Regions from separate parts of the Homo sapiens genome. Here region 2 is linked to region 1. A link is a contact called in ENCODE Hi-C or POLR2A ChIA-PET data. All regions are on one chromosome and are shown on one strand. Each heading gives the region's core, a stretch centred on a gene start or an enhancer-like site at or near the end of the contact. The rest is flanking DNA. Distances are from core to core; before and after follow the strand shown. Region 1 holds the start of LINC00691 (long intergenic non-protein coding RNA 691). Region 2 overlaps THRB (thyroid hormone receptor beta).

Region 1 (6,630 bases), core at 1,967-4,466:
AAAGGGGTTACACTTCAATGATATTTTCCATAGGCTTTCTGGAAGCTGAGAATTTCCCTGCTCCAAAGCCCACAACCATAATTGTTTTTGATAAGTAATGTATTTAAATAAGTAATGTCAAAGGGGTCACATTTTTTTTTTCATTCTCAGCTTTTATCAGAAACACGGAAGTGCCACAATTTAGCCCTCCATTATCACCATCTTCCTTGGAGACGCTGGAGAACTTAATGAGTTGATCCTTTTGTATGAGCAGAGAGTTCAAATTGAAAGAATTTTTCCAATGAATCACATTAAAATTTATTCCAAATGTCTTTTTACATGTGGACTTTTAAAAAAGAGATTGAGTTTTCCAGAATCAAAATGTATCTTCTTCCTTAATACAGTGATAAATTCCCACTGAAGCTGCCTAGATTATACTTCAATGAAACCAAAAGTCCAGAGAAGCTGCAGAAAAGAGATTGAAGTGACTTTCAATTTAAAGTAATTAGGAGTTCAGAAAAGGCAACCTTTCCGAATGTCAAAGTTCTACAGACTCTTAAGTTTTGAATTTGGAAATTTAAAACACTGTTGTGTTAAGTGGCACTGAGACATTTCACAAATGAACAAATTCTTAATTTTTCTACTCCTTTCTCTCCATCCATTCCTACCACAGGGGCAGATACATAGATGGTTTTTAGAAATATATGTAAATGAGTGGATGAATACATACATATCTTTGCATACCCATCAGAAATCTCAGCACCTTCTGGACATTTTTTAATATTAAGTTTGCATTTGTTATCTTGTGAATCATAATAAAAGACCAATGTGGTATAATTATTTTTCCAAGAGCCCTCCCAGTAGACAGCAACATATGGTAAAAAGATCATGGGCTTCAGAATATAGATACAGATTTGAATCCTGGTCTCACTACCCCTTGTTTCCTTACATTAGATGTTTAACTTTCTTTTACCTCAACTTTCCTGTTTGTGAAATAGGAATAATAATACCTATTTTGTGTTGGGAGAGACAGTTCTCTCCATGGATCTCTCAAACCCATATGCAGCGCGTAGGGTATGCCAAGAATCCAAGGCCCTGTGTACTCTTTACCCAGGCTATTTGTCAGGGTTGTGCTTGCAGTGAGCAACTTGAGGGACAAAGTAATGTCTCCCACCCTGGAACAAAGAACACAACTACTTACTACTTGCTATAAAAGTAGTAGATTCTTCAAGCTCAATGTTCCTTGGCTATGACACAAACCCACTGTGCGTATAGTATACCTCTGGATCTGTGTCAGCTTGCCCTTTGAATCTTAGTAGCAAAGGGAGCTGATGCTGATGCTCTTTGCTGTGATGGTGAGTAATAAAGTTCTTTGTCTCTGACCTAGGAGTCTCAGGTCTTTGGCTAGCATCAGAAATAAGAGACTAATACTCGCTGGAAAATACATTTTAAACATTAATAGGTTAATTTATTAGCTTGTAAGTAGTGTAAAAGAAAACCCCTCACCTGACATTTTACAGAACTGTTGAAAGGCTAGATGCAGTAGCCTAAATAAAACACCTGGCACTGAATAGGCACTAAATAAACACACACACACAATTTTCCTTCAGCATCTCATTTAACTTTCCTTGACTATCTTAGATAAATAGTTCTTGACAAAATCATGATGGTGGCCAGGCATGGTGGTTCACGCCTGTAATCCCAGTACTTTGGGAGTCCGAGGTGGGTGGATCACCTGAGGTCAGGAGTTTGAGACCAGCCTGACCAATATGGTGAAAACCCGTCTCTACTAAAAATACAAAAGTTAGCCTGGCATGGCAGCGTGCACCTGTAGTCCCGGCTACTCGGCAGGCTGAAGCAGGAGAATCGATTGAACCCGGAAGGCGGAGGTTGCAGTGAGCCAAGATTGCGCCACTGCACTCCAGCCTGGGTGACAGAGCAAGACTCTGTCTCAAAAAAAAAAAAAAATTCATGATGGCAGGAAGGTTGCTCCTTCCTTTGCCTTTCCCATATAATATCTCATATCCATCCCACAGGGAGTGGTAAAGTAACCAAATTCTCCTACAAGGGCTTATAGCAGTTACCTCTCTGGAGGTATAAGTGCCTGTAATAGAGGAAAACTGAAGAAGATGCAAGCCATGGGTCTCTAATAATGAAATTTCAAACATTGGGTGAGAGTAGATATTTGGGGGCACATCTATACTCTTCAAACTCAAACACAACTTGCCACATTCATTACCCTTCCATCCCGACACCGGATCCTCTGAAGTTTACTTCACATCAAGGGAGGGGAAGGATGGAAATTTTAGAAACAGAGTTTATGCCAAAATACAAAATCATTTTCTGATAACTGAGACGATCTATGTGATGCAAAAGAATGTAACAAAACAGACTTGTCACTGGATGCTTGTAACCTGGTCTTTACCTCCAAACATACCTAGAAACAAAAAGGTGCCTTGCTCTCTGCATTAGTTTTCTATTTCTGCTATAACAAATCACCACAAACTTGGTGGCTCAAACAACACAAATTTGTTGTCTGACAGTTCTGTAGATCAAAAGTCCAACGCAGGTGTCATTAGGCTAAAATCAAAGTGTCAGCAGGGCTGGTGCCTCTGTGGAAGCCCTAGGACAGAATCTGTCTCCTTGCCTTTTCTAGCTTCTAGAGACTATGCTCATTTCTTAGCTCCTGGTCCCTTTTCCCCATTCCTGGCAGGTCAAGCTCTTCTGACACTGCCATCTCTCTGGTTTGCCATAGCCAGAAAAGATTCTCAGCTTTTAAGAACTCCTTTGATGACATTGGGCCCACTGGGATAATCTAGGATAAGCTCCCAATCTCAAGGTCCTTAACCTTAATCACATCTGCAAAGACCCTTTTGCCAGATAAGGTAATATTCACATGTTGGGAAGCGGGGGATGATTAAGATGTAGAATAATTAGGACTAATTGGGACTTGGAGGGGCATTCTTCTGCTGACCACACTTGGCTTCTAGAAGCCTCCTGAGATTGACTCATTCCCAAAGATGTTCAACTTGACCATTTCTCAAGAGCATTAAAATGGCTCTAAAGGTAAAACATTTCTACCGTGGTGAGGCAAATGAACAGTGCCCAGTGATAGGGCATCTTTAATTTTTGTTTTAATTTCTATACATTACCAGAAAAAAATAATTACAGGAATGTTTCTGAGATTCTAAGGGAAGCCACTCAGTGCCAGTAACCATGGTGATGGAAATTCTGAGAAGAATGTTAACTTCCATTATGTGAGAGCAGATGAAACCAAAGCCTTGGGCCCACACAGCAAACCTTTGGGTAGCAACGAGTTCTAGAAAAATGGAGCCTAAGGAGTCCAGATTGTTTTTCCTTGAAATACCAAGCAAGTCTAAAATGATTACTACCCATGAGATATATTTTTAATGATGTTAGGTTTGGGGGTGTGTTAGATTGTTTTGCATTGCTATAAATGAATACCTGAGGCTGAGTAATTTGTAAAGAAAAGAGGTTTATTTGGCTCACATTTCTGCCTGGCAGTGGCTATAGTTGGCTTCTAGTGAGGCTTCAGGAAGCTTTTACTCATGGTAGAAGGCAAGGGGGGGGCAGGCATGTCACATAGCAAGAGGAGGAGTGAGAGAGAGAAGGAGGTGCCAGGCTCCTTTAAATTGTAAACTAACAGCAAGAACTCACTCATTCCCATGAGGAAGGGACCAGGCCATTCATGAGGGATCCTCCCTCATGACCCAAACACCCCCGACTAGGCCCTACCTCCAATTCTGAGGATCACATTCCAACATAAGATTCAGAGAGTGAAAACATTCAAAGTCTACCAGGAGGTGATTAAAGTGATATGACAATGTGAGGTATATGTTACCTGGAAGGTAGTAGGAGCAGATGGTGGGAAGAAGAAAAGTGTGTAAGTACCTTGGAGATAACACTCACAGGAAAATCTATTCATTCAAAAATATTTATTGAGCACCTCTGTATGAAAAAAGGCACTGTGTTAGGTGCTGTAGGCTTGAGGATAAATTAATCAAGAAGCCTATCCTGAGGGAATTTGCACTGTAATATTGGAGATAAGAAACAAATCATTCTTTGAGCATAGGAGATGAAGAGAGCTCTCTAGAGCAGTGCTTCTCAAACTTTGTTGCCCACGTGTCTTGTTAAAATGCAGATTCAGTAGGTCCAGGGTAAGGCCTGAGATTCTACGTCTTTAACAAGCTCCCAAACAATGATAGTGCCAGTGCTGCCAGTCGCAGGACCATGCTTTCAGTGGCAAAAATCTAGAGCAGCATTTCTTATACCTCACTGTGCTTGAGAATCACCTGGGGAAACTTCACAAACAAAAGATGCCCAAGGCTCCTCCCACATATTTCAGTTATAATGAGCTACAGTGAGACTCTGGCAACAGTATGTTGTGAAAGCTCCCATTATGATTTTAATATGCAGCTAAAGACTGAGTACTGTTAACACAAAGCATTACAGCTGTTGAAAAATCTTGGGTGTTTGTTCTTAAAATGTGGGCCCCAGACCCACAACATGAGTAATTGCAGGGAAACTGGTCAGAAATGTAAATTCCTGGGCCCTGCCCCAGGCCTACTGAATCAGAAACTGGGGTGGGGCAAAAAAAAAAAAAAAGTGTTTGAACACTTTCCAGATGATTCCAATGTGCAATCAAGTTTGAGACCCACCAATCTAGGGCAGCTGTTCCACACAGAGATGCACATTCGAATCAGCTGGAGTGTTTCAAACACACAGCTGTCCTCGCCTCACTCTAGTTCCTGAAGCAATTGGTCTGCAGTGGAGTCCTGACTTGGATATTATTGAAAACATCCACAGATAGCTCAGATGTGGCCCCAGACCAAGAACCACTGATGGAGGGTGTTGCCCAGCAAAATTATCCCCTTCTCTTCTCATTCATTTATTCATTTGTTCCACACATTTCACAGAGCAACTACCCAGTCCTCTGCATGAAAGAGCCCTCCCTCAAGAGCTTGGAAGCAACACAAAATGGGGAGTAGACCAGGTCTACTATCAGCACAGAGATAAGAGACTCTGAACAGAGAAGACGGATCCAAGGGGGACAGCCTGGAGTCGGGGGACCCAGCTGGAGGCCAGCACAGTTGCCTGGGCGAGAGGTGAGCCCTCCCTCCTGGAGAGGTGAGCCCTTCAGAGGAAGAGATGAGAAACGGAAACCCCTGACTCATTACCATCGGCCTTGGCTTGCTGTTCCATTGGCAGCCCTTTCTACCTGTGATCAACACATGCCTATCTAGCAGCATACTAACTCTGTCTCTCATTCTAGAGCACGCATCCGCCCAGAGTTAATAAGTTTTAGAATGTCGGCGTCCTGTCATTGCATCATCCACAGATTCAGTGACCAGAGAGGAAGAAACACAGGGAAGCTTTATATTAATAAAGGTCTTGCGTTGAATATTCCTAAGCAACTGTCAAAAGTAAGCAGTTCGTATGCTTCTTTTCTGGTGACAATAATAGACTGGGCCCCATCCCTTCCCAGAGCTCCCGATAAGCAACTGGATCCAGTCTCCACTCCAGAACCTGAATGGACTTTTTGCTCAATACAGCTACTGCTGGCCAGTCAGCTTCATGGGACATGTGCCAAGAGGTCTTCCATTCCATCTTGAGTAAACAAATTAGAGTCCTAGCAAAAACTCTTCCCATGAGCCCTTTAACTGACCTAAATTCAACATATGTCATAATCTAGGAGGAAGCACCAAAATGGAAAACTACTTTAATTCACAGAAGCTAAAGGAGCAATTGTAATGTAAGTGGTTTCTACAAAGTATATATGCAGGATCAGCAAGCATGGGAAACGCACACCAGCCCCTGCAGGGATTCTGGGCTACGAGTGCATGAAGGCAGAGTCGAGACTGTGGATTCTGGAAGAAGAATCCCCTTGAGAGAGCATCTGATTCAAAATTCATCCATATATGACTTAAAAGCCACCCAGGTTGTCATATCATCTGTAATGATTATTCACTAGAGCCAAGAGTGTTTATATTCTGAAGATCAGAACAAGATTCCCAACAAAACAGTAAGGGAGCATTTCAGGGAGCAGTGGGAATATGTGTGGGATGAAGCCAAATTATAAAGTCATTATTAGGGTGGGTATGGTGGCTCACACCTGTAATCCCAACACTTTGGAAGGCCAAGGCAAGAAGAGCACATGAGCCCAGGAGTTCAAGTTCAGCCAGAGCAACCCTCAGGCTGAGGCAGGAGGGTCACTTGACCCAGGGAGGTCGATGCTGCAGTGAGCTATGGTAGCACCACTGCACTTCAGCCTGGACAACAGAGTGAGACCCTGTCTCAAAAAAAAAAAAAAAAAAGTCATTACTTTAAAGGGCTTCCAAAGTCTATATAGAATGAACTGCCAGCAGCCCAAGGAACTATAAATGGAGCTCCATGTATTTATGCAAATGTTGAGGGCATATATTCATTTCAAAGAGTGTTTGGTTCCTGCTGTATTATCAATGCCTGTCAGTAAAACATAATGTTTAACACTATCTGGGTTTGAGTCCTGATTGCTACTAATTGACATGAGACCCTATGCAAGGTCCTCACTTTTCTCATCTATAAAATGCGAATAATAATAACAGTAACATCTACATCCTAAAGATTTTTGAGGCCGGGCATGGTGGCTCA
Region 2 (6,270 bases), core at 966-3,465, 83 kb before region 1:
GTGGGGTAGGACATGAGGCTTCAGGGACGTTAGAGTTGATAATTTATTTTGCATTCATTCAACTCTTTTTCACTGAAAGTCAGAGATGTAATGAGAAAATATAATTAAATTATTAAAGTCCTTCCTCAAGATCCTAATATTAACAGGAAAACAGCTAAAATAACTCTCCCATGTTTTCCAGAGTAACCACCAGGGTCCACCTTGACATAGGCATGAGGCAATGCCTTGGTTCAGCATAAAAATGCCACCAGGAAACCTGTGTCATCTTGGTCCAAGAAACTTATAAATACCATTCATTCAAAATGGGCACATGTGTTGAGTGAGGCAGCAGTGAGTCCAGGACAGCAACAAGATTATACAGTCTTTCCTTATAGAGTTGGTTCTCCATCTGCTCTGCTTGTCAGCTCTATATAGTTACTATGAAGAGAGTTATATTTTGATGTTCATCCATGTTGGGCATTTATTTCCTAGATGGCTGTGTATCCCACAAGAATGCTTGACATCTCAGTCTTGGGCTAGTAATCTATGCATTCACTCATCGGTGTTTATTGAGTGCCTACTGTATACAGGATATTGCCCTTGATGTCCAAGCATAAGAAAATGGCAGCAGGGCCAAAAGGACATCCAACTAGCCCTATTCCAAGGACCCCATGTAGAAATGATACGAACAAAATAGTCCTGAGGATACAAAAGTTAATTCTGCACAACAGGATCCAAAGAACAAATTGACTTCCTTGAAGCTGTGCAGTGAGCCCATCTGCCAGATCAGTCATCTAGCCAGGCTAGACCAGTGCACTTCTAAGCGTGGTTTGGGGACTGGCACTCTTCTGCAAAGTGGTTATTACCATTTCTATTGATGCAAATACAGAAACTGAGAGTAAGCTTTAGGAACTTTTATAGCAGTTTGACATTGCCACTGGCATCCAAATGCATGATCAGTGAATTCATTTCACTGAACAGGATATAGACAGTTAGTTGGGGATTGTCAAACTTGCCTGGTCAGTCACATGTGGTTTGAACTATGTAAAAGTCCTGTGCAGTAGAACCATGTATTGCTCCATAATGGACCAGATTTTTAAAATAGTCTTTCACTTCAAATAGTTGATAGTACTCTAAATATTGTTTCTTTAGGGTTTTGGGTAGCTATCTAAGGTTTTGTTTTTCATTTTGTTCTGAATACTGCTTTTTTTTTTTTTTTTTTTTTTTGAAATGGAGTCTTGCTCTGTTGCCCAGGATGGAGTGCAGTGGCGCAATCTCGGCTCACTGCAACCTCTACCTCCCAGGTTCAAGCAATTCTCCTGCCTCAGCCTCCTGAGTAGCTGGGATTACAAGCATGCACCACATGCCCAGCTAATTTTTGTATTTTTAGTAGAGACAGGATTTCGCCATGTTGGCCAGGCAGGTCTCAAACTCCTGAGCTCAGGTGATCCACCCACCTCAGCCTCCCAAAGTGGTGAGATTACAGGCATGAGCCACTGCACCCGGCCTTACTGCTTTTATTTTAACCTGCATATACCTATGCTTCTGTCTGCTGTAAGCATCCTAAGTGAATTAATTGGTAACACATTTAATTAGAATGAGAGCTATGGAAGAGCCCTTACATTCTGTTGCAGATCTCACAACAGATCTCTGTTGAATCTGCTGGAGTATCAGAGGCTATTTTAACCAGGAGCAAGTGACCCATTCCCTTCTGCAACTCACCCCACCCACCCACACCCGCTCTTTCCATGCCACACTTCCTTGGCACTTTAATCACAATTTGAACCAATTGCTCAGCCATAAGGACCACATCCTACTCCTTGTCCTCCTCCTCCCTTCCCAGTCTGAGACGATATATCCAGTGCTACTGAAAGTGTGGTAGTACCAATCAGTGGCACTAGGAGAACCTGGAGCTTGGTAGAAATAAGATTCTCAGGCCCCACCCAGACTAGTGAATCTCTAGAGAGGGGCCCAGCCTTCTATGTTCTTGCCAGCCCAGTGCAGATTCTTAATACCTGGGTATCATGACGAGCTTGAAAATACTCTTCAACTCGTTGCACAGGAAAGGGTCTGCCACCTGGTGGGCACTTAGGAAATGTGCATTTTTCTTCCCTTCCCTGACTGCACGTGGGGAGCCACTTGAGTCCCTCCATTCTTGGTTGGGCCTGTCTTTGGGCCTAGCTTATCTCAATTGCCAGCTGGAAGGTCTGCTTAGTCACTGCCTAATAACAGATCACCCTGGGACTTGAGCCCTTCTGAGAACCCCACACTGTTTGACTGGGGCCCTGATCCTCCCCTGAAGTCTTACAAGGCTTCACCCCTCTACCCTCTCATGCCCTACTGTACTTCTCTCTGGGAACCACAGGGTCTCCCCAGTCCCACAAGGATGGGCTCTAGACGGATGCATGGATCCCTGGAGCTGGACCTAACCAGCCCTGCTGAACCCAGGCAGTCAGGCCTTTACACTTTTATGTCAATCAGGGACCTCCCTGAAACAGTGAAACCCAAGGGGAGAAACAAGGCAGGGACTCACCCACCTCCCTGGTGGACTCAGAAAAAGGAGAGCAGCCATCAGTGATCTCACAGAAATGTCTCTGTGCTTAATATTTTTAAAACTGATTCTCAGATACCCAGGAAGGCAAGAGGGAATCAGTTAAAATAATTTTAAGAACAAGTTACTTCCTCTCATTATAAAAGCCTATATATGTTCATGGTAGAAAAAAAATTTCTACAAATTTTTAAAATTGCAAATAATGTTTTAAAATCAGTTGAAGTTCTATTCCCCAAGGGTAAGCACTGCACATTCTTATTACATTTCAGTCTTTTCTCTGTGCATGTGTATTTTTTATAAACCTGGGATCATACTAGGCATACCATTTTAACCAGCTTTTAATGCCTAGCAATATATCATGAACATTTTCCCATGTCATTAAATATTCTGAGTCCTGACTTTCATTGGCTATAGATTATTCTTCTTTATAGATGTATCATACTTTATTAAACCAGTCCTCAAGATTTAGACAAGTTAAAGTAATTTTTTAAACAATATCTTATGTCAGCAAAGGGGAAAACTATTAATTCATGCTCTTCATAAAGACAAAAAAAATGAATCAAATCAGTGATGACAATTTCAAATGATGTGCCATTCTCATTTACCAAAATAACAAAGTGTCTTAAAAGTTGGAGACATAAATGCAAGTCATTGTGTGCATTATAATCCTTCATGTTAGACATTCACATTTTCAGCAGATGATTGCTATCTTTGTCCTTAAGTAAAATACAAGGGCATCTCCAGGTGAATGAGTATTTTAAAAGGTGGAGGATTAAAAAGCTTGTGCCCTTCCGCCAGTACTACCATCTGCTCCATCCATCTCTGCTCTCTACTCTGCCCCACTCATCATACATCAGGATCTGCAGTCCCAACTGAGAGTGCCAGTGATTCTTATACCTCAAGGGCACTCTGGGAACCTTAGCAATCAACATGAGAACGATGGCTCTCTCCCCACTGTGGGCATATGTCAGATAGCTGTGTGATTTGATACTTCAAAGGCAGGGACGAGTACCCCATACGTATACTGGGGCAGACAGAAATAGAAAGCCAAGGGGGAGAAAAGCTACTCACGAGATTGGAGGGAAGAAAAAACAAAAAACTGGAAACAGCAATGTCAAAGGGAGGTAGATATCAGAAATTCAAGGCCCTGGTTCATCTAACTTCAGTTTTCGTTGAGATGCACACAGAGCAGAGGATGGACCACCCCACGCTTTCCAAGGCCAACTGAACAGTGTCTGTCACGCCAAAGGATGCAGACGTACCCAACCATACCTCTCATCATACTCTGTCCCAGGGAAATACTTACACAGGGCACAAGTCTGTTCAAACATGTTCTTTGCATCTTTGTTTTTTGTTACTGATAAACTGGAAGCGATCTAAATGTCTGTCCACTGGGGAATGTTCCAATAAATTGTGGTACATCCAAAGCATTCACCAGAAAAATTAAAAACAGGCTTTTTTAAAAGAAGTGATTTTAGGAATACTTATTGAAAGTAAGCATGCATTAAGAATAGTGTAATCCCATTTATAACGTTAAAAGTCTATATAATTGTGTGTTTACAAATGTGCACAGAAAAAAGTTCCCAGATATACATCAAACTTGTTTCAGTAGATACCTTAGAAAAGGGCGGAATAAGAAGGATTAACTCCATATGCAACCACATTCAAAAATCTTTACAAGAACGTATTAATAAATATTAATGAATGTATTAATGAATAATGATGTGCATAAATTTGTTTAATGTTATTATCATATGCTTTACAGTTAGGCTTCAGTTTATTTCTTGCTCTTTAAATCATCAGCTCAGGGAAAATTTTTTAACCTCTGTAACCCTCAGTCCATTTAGTTTTAAACAGAGGAATAATATCTAGCTTTCAGATTTGTTGTAAAGATGAAAGATATTTCAATGAAGGATTTAATTTAAAAAAAAAAAAAAAAAAGATGAAAGGCCAGGCGCCGTCGCTCACACCTGTAATCCCAACACTTTGGGAGGCCGAGGCAGGTGGATCACTTGAGGTCAGGAGTTTCAAGACCAGCCTGGCCAACATGATGAAACCCTGTCTCTACAAAAAATACAAAAAAAAATTAGCTGGGGATGGTGGCGTGTGCCTGTAATCCCAGCTACTCAGGAGGCCGAGGCAGGAGAAGCGCTTGGAACCCAGGAGGCAGAGGTTGCAGTGAGCCAAGATAGCGCCATTGCACTCCAGCCTGGGCGACAGAGTGAGACTCTGTCTCAAAAAAAAAAAAAAAAGAAAAGAAAAAAGAAAAAGAAGAAAAGAAAAAAGATGAAAGATAATATGTATAAAGCCCCCAACATAGTGCCTGACACTTAGGAGAGACTAAACAATGATAACTGTTCTTAGAATATAAACACACCTCTTAGCCTTGTGCCCACCTCCTCCAGTTTTTGCCACCCTTTCTGACCTTGAAATACATTGAACTATATAAAAATAAATGAAGGGACGCCAAACAAAACATCATGTGCACAGCTCTAGTAGAGGCATAAACAGTTGAAAAAAAAGTCCATAGCAACAACCAAAGTATTTTTTTTCTCAGACTCTTTTAAAATTTAAAACTTTAAATAAGAAATCAAGGGGAAAATGAAGTAGCTGAACTGGAATTCTAACTCAGGCAATCTGGCCCCAGGGTCAGAGCTCTCTACAGTTATAATCCCCTATGACTTTAAAGGGTAAGAACATTCCAGACCCAAAGGAAAGAATTTGAAACTGCAGAGGAAATACTGCTCTACTGTCAGGTAAAGATGCAGGGTGGTCAGACTTGCTGTGATGGGAGCAGTAGAGGTCAGCACGTATCTACTTATACAGTCCGAGGTCATATTCTGGTGCTGCCATTTACCAGCCATTGAAACTTGGGCAAGTCACTTTGTTTGAGCCTCAGTTTTCTCGTCTGTAAAATGTGGACCCTCTTTCACAGAATTGTGGAAAGAAACAAGCTCTTAAATGATCTCATGGGACACAGTGAGTGCTCAATAGATGGGAGTTATTTTTCTTACAATGAGCCAGAAAGACTATGAGAACCACATTGGACATTAGGAATGCAGAATGCCCACGTCAGAATAATCACTATATTGTGGCTGGCAGGATTGAAGTTTCTAAAGCCAGGAATATTACGGACGCAGGCAGAACAGATGTAATAGCCAAATCCCTTGACTCTTCCATCAGGTAGTTTTCAGACAAAATCAGATACAAGTGGATTGCTAATGTACCTAGCACTGAAGTTGGAAAGGTATTATTGGGAGGGTCAGCCTTACAAAGACATCGTAGGTGATCACTGGAATTCAGTCTTTCCCTTCCCCAGGACATCTCCTACAAGTTGCCCTGAATGCTTATAATTCTATCATTGCCCTTCCATTGTGGTCTTTCTTTTTTTTGTTTGTTTTTTTGTTTTGTTTTGTTTTTGAAACGGAGTCTCACTCTGTCGCCCAGGCTGGAGTGCAGTGGCGCAATCTCGGCTCACTGCAAGCTCCACCTCCCGGGTTCACGCCATTCTCCTGCCTCAGCCTCCCGAGTATCTGGGACTACAGGCGCCCGCCACCACGCCCGGCTAACTTTTTGTATTTTTAGTAGAGATGGGGTTTCACTGTGTTAGCCAGGATGGTCTCGATCTCCTGAACTCGTGATCCGCCCACCTTGGCCTCCCAAAGTGCTGGGATTACAGGCACGAGCCACCGCACCTGGCCCCACTGTGGTCTTTCAAAACGCAAACTTACTGGCTGAAT

What was found. A loop is a pair of places that touch in the nucleus more often than their neighbours do. ChIA-PET counts read pairs that join two places held with the same protein, here RNA polymerase II (POLR2A).
Region 2: a loop to region 1 is called in a map of Calu3, with 2.5 times the contacts of the local background. The contact joins the enhancer-like site here to the promoter of LINC00691 in region 1. A Hi-C loop is called at or near these places in 1 of 168 maps with a recorded cell type or tissue (Calu3). POLR2A ChIA-PET finds 5 or more read pairs at or near these places in 4 of 52 experiments (Caco-2, GM12878, OCI-LY7 and 1 more).

The regions. Positions count from the first base shown.
Region 1 is chr3:24,099,833-24,106,462 of GRCh38, reverse strand. It overlaps LINC00691 (long intergenic non-protein coding RNA 691), which reads left to right and starts at 3,216. Exons shown (of 2, transcript NR_026834.1): 1 at 3,216-3,883; 2 at 4,917-6,489.
Region 2 is chr3:24,181,881-24,188,150 of GRCh38, reverse strand. All of the region lies in intron 5 of THRB (thyroid hormone receptor beta), which reads left to right. All of the region lies in intron 3 of THRB-AS2 (THRB antisense RNA 2), which reads right to left. Among named protein-coding and RNA genes, the nearest start is that of THRB-AS2, 34 kb to the right of the region's middle. Within about 2 kb of position 2,215, at least 5 of the 41 ENCODE cell types and tissues checked have a DNase peak (open chromatin) inside an H3K27ac peak, as active enhancers do.